Regions from separate parts of the Homo sapiens genome. Here region 2 is linked to region 1. A link is a loop called in an ENCODE intact Hi-C map of the cell type or tissue named here. Cell type or tissue: stomach. All regions are shown on one strand. Region 1 overlaps DOCK6 (dedicator of cytokinesis 6). Region 2 overlaps SMARCA4 (SWI/SNF related BAF chromatin remodeling complex subunit ATPase 4).

Evidence for each region. Hi-C counts contacts between places; a loop is a spot of excess contacts. Peaks named below come from ENCODE experiments on the same cell type or tissue, not always from the same donor. Only the 100,000 strongest peaks of a DNase experiment are listed, where the experiment ranks them.
Region 2: it touches region 1 in a loop (2.3-fold over the local background); 2 of 110 quality-filtered maps call a loop at or near these places.

Annotation. Positions count from the first base shown.
Region 1 is chr19:11,222,894-11,226,893 of GRCh38, reverse strand. DOCK6 (dedicator of cytokinesis 6) reads left to right here. Exons shown (of 48, transcript NM_020812.4): 25 at 3,788-3,901; 26 at 3,989-4,000. Among named protein-coding and RNA genes, the nearest start is that of ANGPTL8, 15 kb to the left of the region's middle. In stomach, no CTCF peak of the experiment used is centred here; no DNase peak of the experiment used is centred here.
Region 2 is chr19:11,016,684-11,020,683 of GRCh38, reverse strand. It overlaps SMARCA4 (SWI/SNF related BAF chromatin remodeling complex subunit ATPase 4), which reads right to left. Exons shown (of 35, transcript NM_003072.5): 17 at 1,661-1,727; 18 at 983-1,093. Among named protein-coding and RNA genes, the nearest start is that of SMARCA4, 58 kb to the right of the region's middle. In stomach, no CTCF peak of the experiment used is centred here; a DNase peak (open chromatin) is centred at 2,383; H3K27ac peaks cover 803 bases.

The DNA of each region.
Region 1 (4,000 bases):
ATTAACCCTTAGCACAGTCAGAGTATACAGCAAGTGCTCAATAAATGGATGTTGATGTTCTGAGACCCTGACAGTGGACTTGTTCAGGCCCTGGATTACCAATTCCAATGCCCTCAGGGGCTAGGCAGGCAATACTAATCATAATAGTAATAATATGGAGCATTTATTGAGCACTTACTGTATATCTAAGCATTTTATGTGGATCGTATCATTTTTTTGTTGTTGTTTTTTTTCTGAGACAGAGTTTCACTCTTGTTGTCCAGGCTGGAGTGCGATGGCGCAATCTTGGCTCACCACAACCTCCGCCTCCCAGGTTCAAGCGATTCTCCTGCCTCAGCCTCCCAAGTAGCTGGGATTACAGGCATGCACTACCACGCCCAGCTAATTTTGTATTTTCAGTAGAGACAGTGTTTCTCCATGTTGGCCTGGCTGGTCTGGAACTCCTAACCTCAGGTGATCTGCCCGCCTTGCCCTCCCAAAGTGCTGGGATTACAGGCGTGAGCCACCGCGCCCGGCCTTGGATCGTATCATTAAATTCTCACAACAACCCATGAAGTTAGTATTATTGTTATCTCCATTTTACTGATGGGGAAACTGAGGCATCGAATGAGTGGTAGCTTAACCTTGTACCACACGACTGAGAAGGGGCAGAATGAGGCTTTTGAATCTGAGCCACCAGCTCCAGACCCCTCACTGTCAATACCAGTTTCAGCTGGGAAAGTGGGGCTTATGGTGGAGCAGAGGGCAGATGTCCCACCTAACAGGGGTGACCATCACTCAATCCAGCCAACAGAAACCCTGCAGGAATGTGGCTCAGCTATGTCCAGATTGGCTGTTTTTGTTTTTGTTTGGAGATAGGGTCTTGCTGTGTTGCCCAGGCTGGAGCGCAGTGGTGCGATCATAGTTCACGGCAGCCTTGACCTCCTGGGCTCAAGGGATCCTCTCTCCTCAGCCTCCCAAGTAGCTGTGACCAGAGGCACAAGCCAACATACTTGGCAATTTTTTTTTTTTTTTTTTTTTTTTTTAGTAGAGTCAGGGTCTCACTATGTTGCCCAGACTGGTCTCCAACTCCTGAGCTCAAGGGCTTCTCCCACTTTGGCTTCCCAAAGTGCCGGGATTACAAGCGTGAACCATGCCTGGCCAGATTGACTGGGGTTTTTTTGTGTGTGGTTTTGTTTTTGTTTTTTTATTTGTTTTTGTTTGAGACACGGTCTTGCTCTGTTGTCCAGACTAGAGTGTGGTGGTGTGATCATGGCTCACTGTAGCCTCAAACTCCTGGGCTAAAGCAATCCTCCCACCTCAGCCTCCAGAGTAGCTGGGGCTACAGGTGCGTGCTACCATACCCACCTATTTTTGTGTGTGTGTGTGTGTGTAGAGATGGGGTCTTCCTATGTTCCCATGCCAGGAGATGGCCTGGTGTCTAAGGAGAAATGGGACCTCTGGATTTGCTGGGAACTTTCCAGATTTTTGAAATGGCGTTCTGGCCCAGGCCAACCCTTACACAATCACATGTGACCTCCAAGCTGGTCTCAAAGGTTCTGGCCTTGTCTCACTGGAGCCTTCCCAAAGACTGACATTCCCAGGGGCTGATCCAGATGGTGAGGAAACTACCCCAAGAAAGAGATCCAGAGAAGAACAATGCCTGTGATAATCCACTTTTTTTTTTGAGATGGAGTCTTGCTCTGTCCCCGAGGCTGGAGTGCAATGGCACGATCTCGGCTCACCGCAACCTCCGCCTCCCAGGTTCAAGCAATTCTCCTGCCTCAGCCTCCTGAGTAGCTGGGACTACAGGGGTGCGCCACCATGCCCGGCTAATTTTTTTTTTTTTTTGAGACGGAGTCTCATTCTGTCGCCCAGGCGGGAGTGCAGTGGCGCAATCTCAGCTCACTGCAACCTCCTCCTCCTGGGTTCAAGCGATTCTCCTGGCTCAGCCTCCCAAGTAGCTGGGACTATAGGCGCCCACCACCACCCCTGGCTAATTTTTTGTATTTTTAGTAGAGATGGGGTTTCACCATATTGGCCAGGCTGATCTCAAACTCCTGACCCTGTGATCCACCCACCTCAGCCTCCTAAAGTGCTAGGATTACAGGCAGGAGCCACCATGCCTGGCCGGGTTGCAGGGATTTGAGGGCCACTGAGGCTAACTTGTGAGGCCTCAGAGTGGCTCAAGAGAGTATGAGGGCAGAACGAATACCAGCTGGGCCTCAGGGCCACATCAGCCACCTCACTGTTCCCCGGACTTGCTAGGCACATCCTGCCTCAGGGCCTTTGCACTGACTGTTCCCTTAACCCAGGATGCCATTCTCCCCATGGCTCTTTGGTATCCTTCAGTATCTCTGAAAATGTCACCCCCGTCTGTTAAGGTTGGTGACAAGTAATTATAGGCTGGGCATGGTGGCTCACGCCTGTAATCCCAACACTTTAGGAGGCCGAGGAGGGCGGATCACCTGAGGTCAGGAGTTTGAGACCAGCCTTACCAACATGGTGAAACCCTGTCTCTACTAAAAACACAGAAGTTAGCCAGGTGTGGTGGTGCGCACCTGTAATCCCAGCTACTCAGAAGGCTGAGGCAGGAGAATCGCTTGAACCCAGGAGGCAGAGGTTGCAGTGAGCCGAGATCGCGCCATTGCACTATAGCCTGGGCGACAGAGCAAGACTCCGTCTCAAAAAAAAAAAAAAGAAAGAAAGAAAGAAAGAAAGAAAAGTAATTACAGTTTTTGCCATTGAAAGTAATTGCAAAACTGCAATTACTTTTGCACCAATTTAATATTGTCTTTGAAGCACATAGAACTATCTGAAATTCTTGTTTATTTTGTGTCTCCCTGCCCCCGCCCCACACACACACACTGGATTGAGTTGGACCCGCAGCAGGGATGGCATCTGCCTCATTCACAGGGATTGGCACAGAGTAGATGCTCAGTAAAGCTCACATTAAATGGTGCTGAGAGGCCGGGTGCGGTATCTCACGCCTGTAATCCCAGCACTTTGGGAAGCCAAGGGAAGCAGATCACCTGAGGTCAGGAGTTCGAGACCAGCCTGACCAATATGGCAAAACCCCATCTCTACTAAAAATAAAAAAATTAGCTAGGCGTGGTGGTGGGTGTCTGTAATCCAAGCTACTGGGGAAGCTGAGGCAGAAGAATCGCTTGAACCTGGGAGACAGAAGTTGCAGTGAGCCGAGATTGTGCCACTGTACTCCAGCCTTAGTGACAGAGCAAGACTCCATCTCAAAAAATAAATTAATTAATTAAAATTAAAATAAAAATAAATGATGGTAAGAGTCGATCAGTTAGGGCAGAGGCTAATTCGCTTCAACACAGTCACAAGTGATTTAAATAACCATAGCTTATTTCTGAGTATTAAGTAGGTTGTAGAGGCATCACTGTGTGGGCCTGGCCCTGGCAGTTCCCCGGCACCCACCTGCTTCTGCCATATAAGTGGCCACCTCACTTTCCCCTCAAATCCCATTGGCCAGAATTGGTCATGTGGTTCAACTGGAAGGGAGGCTGGGAAATATAGTCTCTCCCCAGCTCTGAACTCTGGACAGAGAGAGCGAGAGGATCTTGCAGGGAGTTAGCCCATATCTGCCTTGGTGTCTTAAGGAGCATGGGAGGGGAAGGCAGCCTGAGGAGGACAACCAGGAAGTCCCAGAGTCACCACAGCCCACAGACAAAGGCTTTGGGGCAGTGATACAGCTCCTAGGGGTGGCAGATGATCTTGGTGAGAGCCAAGCCCCTGTCGGGGCTGAGGTTTGGGTGTGTGGGTTGACAGGCACCTGTGTCCCCAGGATGTGGAGCTGGCCGAGCACCTCAACGCCAGCCTGGCTTTCTTCCTCAGTGACCTTCTGTCCCTGGTGGACCGGGGCTTTGTCTTCAGCCTGGTCCGGGCCCACTACAAGCAGGTAGGAGTGGGCGTGGGCAGGGTGGGCATGGCATGGATGGAAGGCGGAGCAATGTTGACATCACTGATGGCCACCCCTCTCCTGCAGGTGGCCACGCGG
Region 2 (4,000 bases), 210 kb after region 1:
GTGCTTTGTGAGGCCAAGGCGAGAGGATTCCTTGAGGCCAGGAGTTTGAGACCAGCCTGGGCAGTACAGCAAGACCCCATCTCCATAAAAAATAAATTTAAAAAAGTTAGCTGGGAGTGGTGGCGCACACCTGTAGTCCCAGCTACTCAGGAGGGTGAGGTGGGAGGATCGCTTGAGGCCAGGAGGTCAGGCCTGCAGTGAGCTGTGATCACATCACTGCACTCCAGCATGGGCAACAGAGCGAGACTCGGTCTCAAAAAAAAAAAAACCAAAACGCAAAAAACTCTCTACTGTTCAACACTCACTCAGCTGGATGTTTAGGGGTGAGACCAGGTACATCTTTACCCCTCCTCAAATGAGGAACATGAGTTTTTGGAGGCAGAGGGCTATGTCTGTTTTCTATCTGGGCCGTATTCTCAGTCATGGCCACGCTGGGACTCCCTTCACAGTTTCGTCCCAGAAGAGGCTTCCAGGACAGTAGGACCCTCACAGAACAGCCCGAACCAGCTGCCCAAGGCCAGCAGGCAGTCATGGTATTTGGCCCTCGAGCTCTCCCCCACATGCTGAATCTCAGCCCATGGCCTGTGGTGAGAAGCCAGGGCCCCAGGGAGGGACGGCCAAGGCAATGAGACAGGAGGACAAGACTGGTCTGGCCAAGGCCCCATGGGGACTCTGTAGGCGGGTCAGGAGACGCCTTGGTGCTGAGGCTCTCTGGGCAGAAGGCCCGAGAGGAGGCAGAGCGCATGCTGTGTAGATGGCCCCAGCTTCTGGGCCTGACTCAGGGCCTGCCTGGAGACAGTTAGGGAGGTAAACCTGAGGTCGCCCCCACCTAGGCCTTTCCCCTACACAGGGCAGCTGTCTTCACGCACATGCAGGTGGGACTCCGGGAAGAAACTTGTAGGGGCTTTGGAGGAGACGGGCAGCGTGACCCACGTGTGAGCACTCGGCCCATGGCCTGGCATTTCCCACAGGGACACGTTACCTTGGCGAGGATGTGCTTGTCTTTGATGATGTACTCGTACGTCGTCAGCAAGACGTTGAACTTCCCACTCCGGAGCTGGGGGACAAAGGCCCGTCTTGCTGCTGGGGATCCCTGCAAGGGAAGCAGGATGCACAGCTCGGCTTTTGGAGCCGGGTGGCCAGGTGGCAAGAGGGGCACAGGCACCCCCTGCAACTGCCCAGTGACACGGCGGGAGGGCTCGTCCTCACAGGGGTAGTGGGGAAAGGGGCTGGCAGGGCCGCTGGCGCGTCCCCAGACCTCACCACGCAGAACACGCGCTGCAGGGGGAAGAGGAAGCAGTGCAGGCCAGCGGCGGCCGGGGCCTGAGGGAACCACGCAGCCTGCACCGCCATCTGCACATTCCTGGTGGCTGACAGGCTCCCCTCTTCCTGGGTCCCCATCTCAGGCGCCTGAGCTGGCCTCTGAGTGCTGGCCACCATGCTCACTCCTGTCTCCTCCCCAGTGAGCTAATCTGCCCTGTCCCTGCCCAGTCCAAACTCCCGGATCCATGTGACTGGAGTTCCAGGCTGTCCTGGAGACTCCATGCGACTGGAGACCCAGCATTCTCAGGTTCACTGTCCAGAGGTATGTGTGGACGTCCTGCCCACCACCGCCTGCACCTCCGTAGCAAGAGAGGAAACCTCAGTGGCTGTGACCTACCTTGTAAGACACCTTCACCACGGAGGGGGCCCACTTGTCAAACTCGTACGCCCAGTTGGACAGCGTTCTGATGGAACAAGGAAATGAGAGTCAAGTGCCGGTCTCTCATCAATGGCTCACTGTGCAAACCCATAGCCACTGGCTGTCAGGGGCGAGGCCAACATGGCCACAGCCCTCCGAGTGGGCAGAGAAACTGTGTTTAGGGCAGCTGAGGGAGGGAGGGAGGAAGAGAGACTGGCGAGGACGTGAAGGGCTCTGCCTCAGAGGACAGAAGGGAGGCCACTGGGAAAAGAGGGCAAGGCCCTTTAGAGTGAGAAGTAGGGACACAGAGATGTGATGGGGGACAGAAACAATGCTGCCAGGGCTGGGGAAGCCTGGACCTGCTGCCGGGAAAATGCAGCTTCAGAGCACAGGCTTCACGCCCAGAGCCAGGCTAGCAACAGTGCTGTGGAGACCTGAGGATATAGGAGACACCAAACAGTCTTTCTGCCACCCTCCAGCCACGGAAGGTTCCTGACTGTGAGAGAGAACGAGGACAGTGAGGGGCGAGGCGGGGCCTGGCTCAGGTGGCAGGCGGGAGGACAGGGATGGGAGGGAGCGGCAACTCGTGGCTGTTCCCCTGTGGGATGACCAGGGCTGGAATGAGGGAGGACATGGGGGCAGGCAGAATGCAGTGGGGAGGGGTGAGTCACCTGAGACCGACAGCCTAGAGACTGAGGAGAGGGTGGAGGCGGTAATAAAGCTGAGTCCCAAAGGGGACGGGCTCTGGGAGGAACTCTGGGGCAGGGAGTTTTCAGTGGGGGAGGGAAGCCACTCAGAAAGTCTAGACGGGGTGGTCCGTAAAGACAGGGCTCGAAGCTGGAGTCCCAGGGACTACTCGTGGTTTGCCCCCAAGCAGCTCCACGAGGGAGGTGCTGTGTCCACCATGAACCCATCTCCAGCCCCGCTGGAAGCCACAGCCAACCAGGCGGCACAGCCAATAGACAGAAGGACGCATGGCTGTGGTGAAGGCTGGGGAGAGTTCCTGAAGAAGCGTGGGGAGCAGAGGCTCAGCAGCCTTGCGCTTCTGCTGCCTTTTGCCCTGCCCACTCTCCTAGAACTCTTTCCTGCCCACTCTCCTGCATGAGGCGAGGGAGGCAGTGCAGCCGTCCTGCAACCATGAGGTAAGGAGCCTGAGGGTTGGAGTCACCCAAGAATGACTGGGCAGAAACCTGGGGGAGGCTGGGTCCCTGATGGCATCTTGGAGCCACCGGACCTGGCCCGTAGGGCCTGACCCTGTGCTTCCGCTGACTCAGGAACAGTGAAACCTCCCTGGAGTGATGGGGACAGTCAGCGCACCAAGGGAGAAGCCGGAGGTGTGCGGAGCATCTGCACTGGGAGGGAGAAGAGCCAGGAGCAAGGGTCAGGAGGGGACTGAGGGGACAGGTCCCAGAGACAGAGGTCCAAACGGAGGCAGGACAAGCAGCTCATGGCAGGAGGCAGCAATTCCCAGTGAGAGGGCCGGCACAGCCGGATGCCCATACGCCGTAAACATTTCCTAGCGCGCGGGCCCTCTTCTGGCCTGCAGGAGCTGGCGTTCCACAGCATGGACGCTTGCCCAGGTGGGGCGCAGTGGGAAAGACTGCAGGAGCACCCACCTCACAACCTCACTGAAGTAGGGGAAGAAGGTGACCTCTATCACCCTGGAAATGGAATCTGACTGCAATCTGGAGGTCTGAACACACAAGGAACTGGCCCCAAGGCCTGCGCTCTAGTGGCTCAAGATGCTTCCCGGAGGTACCGGCTCACTACTCTGAAACTGTTGTCCACGGAAGCTGAGAATGGGCGCACACACAGGGTGGAAGTGTGAGAAGGAACCTGTGGTCCTCACTCAGAGCCGCAGACAGTGGTATGAACTCACGTTCAGCTTAACACAGAAACAGATGCCGAGGCAGAGAAGGCCTTTTAGACGATACGTGCACAAAGCATCAGCACGCGCACATGAATCTCCTAGCACTGACCACTGAGAGGGCCCCAGGAGCAATGACACCCCAGAAGCAACAGGCCCATCCAGGACCCAGGTCTTGGTTCCCAAAACCATTCTGTAAGAAGGGAAACCAGGGCTCCTTGGAGAAATGGCTGATTTGAGGGAGTGGGCGGGAAATAGACTACATGAGCCTGCAGCATCTCTTGGTGCCAAAAAGCAAGAAAGTCCTCAAAATTCACCCGATGCTGGGGGCGTGTCAAAGGACAGAAGAGCCAACTGAAAGCACTCCCAGTGGCCAAAGCTGGATGGATTTGAGCCACAAAACAAAAAAAACCCAGCCACTGGTGCGTAGCCTGGAGTACTAAATAAATATC